Linked DNA regions of Homo sapiens: region 2 is linked to region 1. The links are chromatin contacts, found by Hi-C or POLR2A ChIA-PET in ENCODE. All regions are on one chromosome and are shown on one strand. The core of a region is the stretch at or near the end of the contact, and the rest is flanking DNA. Distances in the headings are between cores, read along the strand shown. Region 1 holds the start of SNRNP35 (small nuclear ribonucleoprotein U11/U12 subunit 35). Region 2 holds the start of TCTN2 (tectonic family member 2).

The links. Hi-C counts contacts between places; a loop is a spot of excess contacts on that map. ChIA-PET counts read pairs that join two places held with the same protein, here RNA polymerase II (POLR2A). Pooled maps may share reads with other maps.
Region 2: a pooled map shows a loop between it and region 1 (4-fold over the local background). The contact joins the promoter of TCTN2 here to the promoter of SNRNP35 in region 1. A Hi-C loop is called at or near these places in 3 of 50 pooled maps. POLR2A ChIA-PET finds 5 or more read pairs at or near these places in 4 of 52 experiments (CD4-positive, alpha-beta T cell, Caco-2, GM12878 and 1 more).

Annotation. Positions count from the first base shown.
Region 1 is chr12:123,455,598-123,460,835 of GRCh38, reverse strand. It overlaps SNRNP35 (small nuclear ribonucleoprotein U11/U12 subunit 35), which reads right to left and starts at 2,697. Exons shown (of 2, transcript NM_022717.4): 1 at 2,620-2,697. RefSeq lists enhancers at 1,278-2,143, 2,390-2,469, 2,144-3,010.
Region 2 is chr12:123,667,804-123,673,164 of GRCh38, reverse strand. It overlaps TCTN2 (tectonic family member 2), which reads right to left and starts at 2,052. Exons shown (of 18, transcript NM_024809.5): 1 at 1,843-2,052; 2 at 1,551-1,658; 3 at 1,033-1,109. The coding sequence starts at 1,924.

The DNA.
Region 1 (5,238 bases), core at 1,448-3,947:
AAATACAAAATTACCCAGGCATGGTGGTGCATGCCTGTAATCCCAGCTACAGAAGGCTGAGGCAGGAGAATCGCTTGAATTTTTTTTGAGACAGGGTCTTGCTCTGTTGCCCAGACTGGAGTACAGTGGCACAGTCATGGCTCACTGCAGCCTCTCCCACCCTAGCCTCCTGAGTACCTGGAATTACTCACTATGCGCCACCATACCCAGCTTTTTTTTTTTTTTTTTTTTTTGTAGAGATGGGGTCTCACTATATTGCATAGGCTGATCTTGAACTCCTGGGCATGAGCTATCCTTCTGCCTCAGCCTCCCAAAGTGCTGGGATTACACATGTGAGCCAGCGAACCCAGCCTGTACTAACCTCTTAACTCCTCTCACTTCTCAACAATACCAGGACTTAGGTACTATATTATTATTGCCTTTTCAGATGAAAAAGGTCAGACACAAAAAGGCAGCCTGTGCCCCAAATCCTAAAGCTAAGAAGTAGCCCAGTGGAGGAGTTAGAACCAGGGGCAGTGTGGACTCCAGAGCTAAAGCTCTTAATCGTTTCCTCTGATGCTTTTCATAAAATATAAGGTTTTGGAGATAAAGATAGGAAAAAGAAAACACACAAACCAGTATTCTGGGTGTCTGAGGCTGAGACCCACCCCTCCTCTCCTGAAGGAAAAGAACCCCTCCCCATTCAACGTTAAAAAGTCACAAGGGGCCCGGTGCAGTGGCTCACGCCAGCAATCCTAGCACTTGAGGAGGCCAAGATGAGCGGATCATTTGAAGTCAGGAGTCACAAGGATCTACCAAATAAAACTGATATTATTGTACACAGAGCTCCTGTTCAAAACTTTAAGACTTCTTCAAATTAAAATGGAGGAGAATTACAAACGGATAAGCATGGATTTTGTTCTCTCTCTCATCTGCATGCTTCTATAGATACTAACAGCTGGTTTCATTGTTTCTCATTAATCTTTCTAGGTGCACTTCCTCCCCGGCAGCATTAGGTTGAGATTTCCTACAACAATCTCTTTCGATTTTTACATTCTCTTTTTTTACTCGAGACAAAGTCTCACTCTGTCACCCAGGCTGGAGTGCAATGGCCAATCTCGGCTCACTGCAACCTCTGCCTCCCAGGTTCAAGTGATTCTCCTGCCTCAGCCTCCCGAGTAGCTGGGATTACAGACACACACCACCACGCCCAGCTAATTTTTGCATTTTTAGTACAGACAGGATTTCACCATGTTGGCCAAGCTGGTCTCAAACTCCTGATGTCAGATGACCCGCCTGCCTCAGCCTCCCAAAGTGCTGGGATTACAGGCGTGAACCACCGCGCCTGGGCCTCATTCTCATTTTACTCATCAACAGGGGATGAGAGCCGAAATGAATGGTGGGGGCCAGGGCGCGGTGGCTCATGCCTGTAATCCCAGCACTTTGGGAGGCCAAGGCGGGTGGATTATTTGAGGTCAGTAAATTTTGAGCTTCAGGATTCTTATTGTGAAATGTAGCTAAATGTCACTTCACTAGGTTTTTGTGAAGATTAGATCATATGGTGTCTATAAAAATGCATTACAATTATAAATTATTATACAAATTTAGAAAATTTTTGGCCAGGCACGCGCTGGCTCACGCCTGTAATACCAGCACTTTGAGAGGCCGAGGCTGGAGGATCGCTTGAGCCCAGAAATTCGAGACCAGCCTGGGCAACAAAGTGAGACCCCGTTTCAATCAATCAATCAATAATCAATTCTCCGGGCGTGGGGTCGCGCCTGTGGTCCCAGATACTTGAGAGGCTGAGGCGGGAGGACTGCTTGACCCGAAATGTCGACGCTGCAGTGAGCCGAGATCGCGCCACCGCTCTCCAGCCTGGGCGACTCCCTGTCTCTGGGGAAAAACAAAAAAATAAATGAAGCCTCTCCTTCCTGGGTCTTCGGGGTAAGACTCTGCCCCTCCTGGCCGGGCACGGTGGCTGACGGCTGTAATCCCAGCACTTTGGGAGGCCGAGGCGGGTGGATCACGAGGACAGGAGATCGAGACCATCCTGGCTAACATGGTGAAACCCCGTCTCCAGTAAAATACAAAAAATTAGCAGGGCGTGGTGGCGGGCGCCTGTAGTCTCAGCTACTCGGGAAGCTGAGGCAGTGGAATCGCTTGAACCCAGGAGGCGGAGGTTGCAGTGAACCGAGATCGCACCACTGCACTCCAGCCCGGGCGACAGAGCAAGACTGTCTCAAAAAGGAAAAAAAAAAAAAAAAGACTTTGCCCCTCCTGTGAAAAGCAAAACTGAAGGCGGAACCCACAGAGCCCTCCAGGGCATGCGCAGTGGGCCTCGGAGGCAAACACCTAAGTTTCTGTGGAAAAGCCTATCCTTCCCATCCAGCCTGCAGCCTGGCCGCCAACCCTCGAGGCCGCTCCCCCGCCCCTCTCCTTCTCTGGGGGCCGCAGGGAGTAAGGCGCCATCCTTCCAATCCAGCTCTCGTCCCCACTCCCCGCAACGCAACCCAGAATGTCGTCCCCTTTGCCAGGTTTCAACATGGCGCCCCACACAAGCGCGGGCACAGCGTCTGGGCCGCACTCCCTCTTCCTTCTCTCCGGCGTGGGGCCCGCTCCTTCCAAGCCGCTTCCACTCACCTCTGCAAAGCTTGGGCTCCCTTCCGACGGAGACAGGCGAGCAGCTGCAGGCGACAGCAGATTCTCCGCGCCGGCCTCGGCCTGACCTTTACATTGGTAGCAGCAGATTCGCCGCCGACGCTCGTTTCCTGTTTGTTTTACCTTTAAAATTTTACTCCCACGCAACGAGGGTGTTATCATCTCCGAAGACAATAAGCTAAAAAAAAATTTTTTTAAGAGAAAAATTGCTAATTCAACAACTAAGTTGAAAGAAAGACTATCGAATATGCAGTTACCTGGGACATTTTACTTTATTATTTATTTATTCTTATTTATTATTTTTTCTTGAGACGGAGACTCCCTCTGTCGCCCAGGCTGGAGTGCAGTGGTGCGAACTCGGCTCACTGCAACCTCCGCCTCCCGGGTTCAAGTGATTTTCCTGCCTCAGCCTCCCGCGTAGCTGGGATTACTGGCGCCCGCCACCACGCCCGGCTATTTTTTGTATTTTTAGTAGAGACAGGGTTTTGCCATGTTGGCCAGGCTGGTCTCGAACTTCTGACCTCAAGTGATCCGCCCGCCTCGGCCTCCCAAAGTGCTGGGATTACAGGCGTGAGCCATCGCGCCCGGCCCCAATTTCTTTATAAAAAAAAAAAAAAAAAAAAAGGCCAGGTGGCATGCCTCACGCCTGTAATCCCAGCACTTCGGGAGGCCGAGGCGGGCGGATCACCTGAGGTTCGGAGTTCGAGACCAGCCTGAGCAACATGGAGAAACCCCTTCTCTACTAAAAATACAAAATTAGCTGGACATGGTGTCATGTGCCTGTAATCCCAGCCACTCAGGAGGCTGAGGCAGGAGAATCACTTGAACCCGGGAGGCAGAGGTTTCGATGAACTGAGATGGTGCCATTGCACTCCAGCCTGAACAACAAGAGTGAAAGTCCGTCTCAAAAAAAAGAAAAATCTATAGCTTAAAATTTTATGTTTGAAAATATATGGTAGCCACTGTCAGTGGAGGCCATCTGCAGTTTCAGCTACTAGGGAGGCTGAGTCGTGAGGCTTGAGGCCAGGAGTTCAAGTTCAGCCTGTCAGCCTGGGCAACAGAGCAAGACCCCTATGTTGTTGTTTGTTTGTTTGTTTTTGTTTTGTTTTGTTTGAGACAGAGTTTCACTCTTGTTGCCCATATTGGAGTGCAATGGCACGATCTCGGCTGACCGCAACCTCCGCCTCCCAGGTTCAAGCAATTCTCCTGACAGCCTTCCGAGTAGCTGGGATTACAGGCATGTGCCACCATGCCCGGCTAATTTTGTATTTTTAGTAGAGATGGGGTTTCTCCATGTTGGTCAGGCTGGTCTTGAACTCCCGATCTCAAGTGATCTGCCTGCCTTGGCCTCCCAAAGTGCTGGGATTACAGGCGTGAGCCACCACACCTGGCTGACCCCTATGCTTTTAAACACACACACACACACACACACACACACACACACACACACACACACACACACGTGGTATGTACAGTACATGCAATGGAATACTATTTCTCCTTAAAAAGAAATGAAATTCTAATTGCTACAACATCATGAATGAACGTAGTTCATGGATGAACCATGCTAAGTGAAAGAAGCATAAGGACAAATACTGTATGGTTCCACTTATATGAGGGACCTAGGATAGTCAAATTCATGGTTGGAAAGTACAGCAGTGGTTATCAGGGGCTGCTGTGGGTGTTAGGAAGATGGCGAGGTATTGTTTAACAGATACAGAGGTTCAATTTGAGATGATGAAGAAGTTCTGGAAATAGATAGTACAGATGGTTTCACAACAATGTGAATCTACCTAATGTTATTTAATAGTTAAAACAGACTGGCCGGGCGAGGAGGCTAAGGCCTGTAATCCCAGCACACTGGGAGGCCAAGTTGGGAGGATCACGAGGTGAGGAGATCAAGACCAGCCTGGCCAACATAGTGAAACCGCATCTCTACTAAAAATACAAAAATTAGCTGGGTGTGCTGGCGGGCACCTGTAATCCCAGCTACTTGGGAGGCTGAGGCAGGAGAATAGCTTGAACCTGGGAGTCAGAGGTTGCAGTGAGCCGAGATTGCGCCATGGTACTCCAGCCTAGGCGACACAGCGAGACTGCATCTCAAAAAAAAAAAAAAAAAAAAAAAAAAGAACCAGGCACGTTGGCTTACGCCTATAATCTCAGCACTTTGGGAGACCAAGGAAGGCAGATTACTTGAGGCCAGAAGTTCAAGACCAGCCACGCCAACATGGTGAAACCCCATCTCTACTAAAAATACAAAAATTAGCCAGGTGTCATAGCGCGTGCCTGTAATCCCAGCTACTCAGGAAGCTGAGGCAGGAGAATCACTTGAACCCAGGAGGCGGAGGTTGCAGTGAGCCAAGATCACGCCACTGCACTCCAGCCTGGGCGACAGAGCAAACTCCGTCTCAAAAATAAATAAATAAATAAATGAAAGTACAGTGGAAAAGGTAAATTTTATGTTACACATACATTAAAATGTCTGTGTACCCTGGTAGCAATAAGCATAACCTAGCACCCGGATCTTGGTTTCTGATATCATTCTCCAATGAAAGTAACCAGTGCTCCTTGGAGAAATAGCTGACTCTAGAACTGGGACAA
Region 2 (5,361 bases), core at 803-3,302, 210 kb before region 1:
CTAGGTATCCAATAAACACTTATTAAATAGAAGATGCTTAATCTCTCCAGGTTTGAGTATCCTTACACATAAGCTCAGAGTTGGGCAAGATCAGTGGTTATGAAGCTTTTTTTTTTGAGACGGAGTCTCGCTCATCACCCAAGCTGGAGTGCAGTGGCGTGATCTCGGCTCACTGCAATCTCTGCCTCCCGGGTTCAAGTGATTCTCCTGCCTCAGCCTCCAAAGTAGCTGAGATTACAGGCACCCGCCATCACGCCCAGCTAATTTTTGTATTTTTAGTAGAGATGGGTTTCACCATGTTGGCCAGACTGGTCTTGAACTCCTGACCTCAGATGATCCGCCCTCCTCGGCCTCCCAAAGTGCTAGGATTACAGGCGTGAGCCACCGCGCCTGACCAGCTTTTTCTTTTTTTTTAAGAGACAGGGTCTTGCTCTGTTGCCCAGGCTGGATGAAGTGCAGTGGTGCGATCATAGCTCTCTGCAGCCCTGAACTCCTGGGCTCAAATAATCCTCTTGCCTCAGCTACCCCACCCCCCTCCAAGTATCTGGGACTGTAGGTGTACGCCACCCACCTAATTTTTTTTTTAATTGTTTTGTAGAGACGAGGTCTCGCTATGTTACAGGCTGGTCTGGAACTCCTGGGCTCAAGCAATCCTCCCGCCTCAATCTCCCAAAGCGCTATGAGTACAGGCGTGAGCCACGATGCCTGGCATAAAGCTTTTTTGAATCACTGACCCATTTGATGATCTAAAGGAAACTGGTGACCCTCTCATCAGAAAAATGCACATACACACAGAACTTTACATACAATTTCATAGAGTTCACAGACCCACTGAAATACATCCAAGGACTCCTAACCCCAGGGTAAGGAACCCGTGGGCTGGATAAGTGTCTACCAGATCCAACAGCCCACAATTTCATGATTGTTGAGAGCATGGAGAAAGCCATGCCTTGTTAAATAAAGAGAGCACTGCAGAAACCCTAGCTGGGGGCCTCTTCACAGGCTACAGAGAAGGTTTACTTCTGGCCTTACCGCACCGGGGATCACAGTCACGCTCCAGTCTTCCGTCTCATTGTTCAGCACTCCACACGTCGGAATTGGCAATATTCCTAAAGAAAGAAGACCAGCATGCAAAGGCAGCAAGGTCCAGCAGCTCAGGGGGTGCATTGAGTCAGACTGCCTAGGATGGACTCACATTACAGCCTAAGATTGGGCCCTTTACAAGCTGCTTGACACTGGGACAGTGACAACCTCTCTGAACTTGTTTCTTCCTTGGTCAAAGGGGATGAAAAGATATTACTGTTCTTACTAGGAAAATGGGATGATGCACGATGTTAGCTCAATGAATGCTAACCATTATTATTTCAGGCTTTCTTCGAACCTGTCCGTCTGTCCTCTTTGGCCTACAGCAGCCGCCCGATCCTTTTCTCCCCATGCGACTTTGCAGAGAACAGAGGCAGGGGGCCCCAAGGATGCCACCTCTCCAGGCTCCTTGGGAGGTCTGGATCCAGTCCAACCCCCACCCTCCCCAAAAGAGGGCCGGACTTTACCCGCCTCGTCCTGCAGCACTGCCAGGGACACGGTCACACCCTCGGTGTCTCCGACCAGGGACGCGCTGACCGCAGGGCCGGACATTCGGATAAAAGGAGGGATGAAAGCTAGGCGGGAAGGAAAGGGGACAAGGAGGGGTTAGCAGTGGAAGAATCACCGCCTAAGGTGTGTGTGGCGGCTTGCTTTGGCGTTGTCGACTCCCGAAGCTCCCGGGGGAGTCCAAGTCTGGCCCTTTTAACGCCCAGTCCCCTCAGCCCCGGCCCACCGAGGTCACTGCCGCGCCGTACACACCCAGGTCCCCCCACAGAAGCCTCAGGATGCCCTGCAGAAGGAAAAGCCTCAAAAGAAGAGCGGCCGGAGGCTGGAAGCCCATGCCTTAGACCTCGCGGGCCGGGCACAGCAGAACCGCGCCCTCATTAGAACCCAGGAAGGACTCAGACACGAAAACGCAGCAGCCACTGCCCCGCCGCCGCCATCTTGCAAGCGAACGCCCGGAGCTATGGCAACCACCAATCGGCGGCCGGCCAGGAGGAACGCCGCGCTGTGATTGGACCAGTGGCAAGAGCGGGCACCCCGGCCCCGCCCACAAGGCCTAGCATTTTTGCTGCTTGACTCTGGTGGGGAGAGTGAGGGCTGAAAAACTACCTATCCGGTGCTCCACTTAGTACCTGGGTGACGAAACAATCTGTGCACCCAACCCCCGTGACACGCAATTTACCTATATAGCAACCTGTACATGGACCCCTGGGCCTAAAAGTTGAAAACATCAAAATTAAAAAGGTCCTGAAAAGCAGGAGTGCGTGTCCGGCTCAAAAACTGGAGTTTTCCCCTACCCTGGAATTAATCCAACAATAGCCAAGAGCGATCCTATAGACACTGGCTTCTAAATAAAAAGGGTGGGACTTGCTCCTTAATAAACTTGATTTTTATACGGATTTGTTTTAGGGGTGAGTAGAAAAAGGGGATGGGGCTGCCGCGCTGTGTTTATTATCTTTACTATCGTTTATGATGTATTATTTATATTTTATATTTTTATAAAATAAATATATATTTACAAAATAGATATACTTTGTTTTATATATATATATCAGATATACATACTTGATATATATAAAATACATATAGGCCGGGTCTGGCGGCTCATGCCTGTAATCCCAGCAATTTGGGAGGCCGAGGCGGGCGGATCACAATGTCAGGAGTCTGAGACCAGCCTGATCAACATGGTGAAACCCCGTCTCTACTAAAAATACAAAAAATTAGCCAGGCGTGGTGGCAGGCGCCTATTATCCCAGCTACTCAGGAGGCTGAGGCAGGAGAATTGTATGAATCTGGGAGGCGGAGGTTGCAGTGAGCCGCGATTGCACCACTGCACTCAAACCTGGGCGACAGAGCCAGACTCCGTCTCAAAAATATATTTATTTATTTATTTATCTTATAAAATATATATGTATTTATATTTTATCTTATATATATTTATCTTTTATATAAGTATATATTTTGTAAATTTTATACTTATATGTTATAATTTTATAAAATTTATATTTTTATAATTCTTATCATTATCATTTATTATCACTATTGCTTTTATTATCATTCTCCTAGGTTTTTGAAGGATTTTCTCCCCTGCACAGAGCTCTCAGCACTCTGAAAGCAGATCCAATCACAGAACACACAAGAGGTTTTGCCCAGCAATAGGACAGATGTGAAAGAATCAAAATTCTGTCTGGAAAAAAATTGTTTTTTCTTATATCAGTAGCCTCAGAACATTTCAAATATTGTCACGGCTTGGGGACTGAGAGTGCAGGGTCTGAGGTCAGGCTGCCTGGCATGGGATTTCGCCTTCCCTCCACAGATATTCTCAGCTGTTAAGTGACTTTGGGCAAGTCAACCTCTCTAAGTTTCAGCTTCCTCATCTATAAAAAAGGGATGATAATAATCCTTCCTTGGGGATTGTGTGAGGATGAAATGAGGTAACATATCTAATGAGGTTAAACCAATGGCTGGCATACAGTAAGCACTCAGTTAATGATCAGTTACTTGTTAACTATCAGAGAGGTGGTGTATCCTTTAGCTGAGACAATCATGGTGTTCAGCATTGTGGCTGACTGACGGTAAATGCCAAGTAAATGTTTGCCATTATTAGTCTTTTTTTTTTTTCTTTTTGAGACAGGGTCTCACTCTGTCACCCAGGCTGGAATGGTGCAGTGGCACAATCATAGCTCACTGCATCCTCAAACTTCTGGGCTCAGCTGATCCTCCCACCTCAGCCTCCCAAGTAACTGGCAATACACCACCACACCCGGCTAATTTTTGTATTTTTTATAGAGACGGGGTTTCACCATGTGGCCCAGGCTGGTCTCAAACTCCTGGGCTCAAGTGATCCTCCTGCCTTGGCCTCTAAAAGTGCTGGGATTACAGGTATGGGCCACCGTACCCAGCCCCATTATTACTCTTAATGTTCAGTTATATATTCATTGATCAGCAAATCTAACATTGTGAAAGGATTCTGAAAGTTGAGGCTTTATAAGGGCCTGACACTGGGTGTTATCTTTTTCTTATACTCCCTGAAAAACTGTGGGTCACTACAGTTGTAACATGAGCATGAAACTTTTCCCGTGTACCTCAGCTCCTCTCTGGAAGACTGCAAAATGTTTACCTCTCTTGATATCTTGGAATGAAGCCTAGGAGAACGTTACTAAGAGGAAGCTGTCAAACACTTAAATATTTCTGTTATTCCCCATCTGTCTTTGGGGGGAATTAATCTGCAAATTAAGTTGGCAAGGCCAAGCGGTAAAGATTAAGAGATAAATCCTCCCAAAAGAAAACATTTCTGGGCCGGGCTTGGTGGCTTATGCCTGTAATCCCTGCACTTTGGGTGGCAAAGGCACATGGATCACTTGAGGCCAGGAGTTCAAGACCAACCTGGGCAACACAGAGAAACCCATCTCTACCCAAAAATACAAAAATTATCTGGGCGTGGTGGCGCATGCCCGTACTCCCAGCTACTCGGGAGGCTGAGGCAGGAGAATCGCTTGAACCCAGGGGTCGGATGTTGCAGTGAGCCGAGATCGCGCTACTGCACTCCAGCCTGGGCAACAGAGTGAGACTTCATCTCAAAAAAAAAGATAGAAAACACTTGAAGCTGGTGATCAGCAGCTTCCCGATAAGATCTCAGGAGTTGGGCAAGCAGGCTCATGCATACATAGTAAGAGGCAAGATGGCAGATTTTAACTGGTATATAACCTTCCTCTGGGAAGGCTCGACTGGTAAAGGAAAATGCCTCAAATGAGCATGCGCACAACTTCAGTAAACACACTGCACATGCGGCCCCTCCCAAGTGCTGGCAGGCCACTGACATGCAGACAGCCCACCCCAAGGAAAAATCAAGGGAGGGCACAAACCTCAGAACCATGCTAATGTATAGAAACCCCCAGTGAAGGGTCGGACGGGGCACTTGAATCTCTCAAGTCGCCCGCTTGGCCCTCTTCCAAGTGTACTTTACTTCCTTTCATTCCTGCTCTAAAACTTTTTAATAAACGTTTACCCCTGCTTTAAACTTTGCCTTGGTCTCTCACTCTGCCTTATGCTGCTTGGCCAAATTCTTTCCTCTGAGGAGGCAAGAATCGAGTTGCTGCAGACCTGTACAGACTCGTCACTGCTAACGGTGATCCAGGGAATTCTCCAAGATCGTACCCAAGATCACCAAGGTGGCACCTCTACAAATATGTAAACTATTCATATCTTGAGTAGTAGACTAAAAGGCAAACCTATCAAAAATAATAACTACAGCTTTTTAAGACATAGTATAAT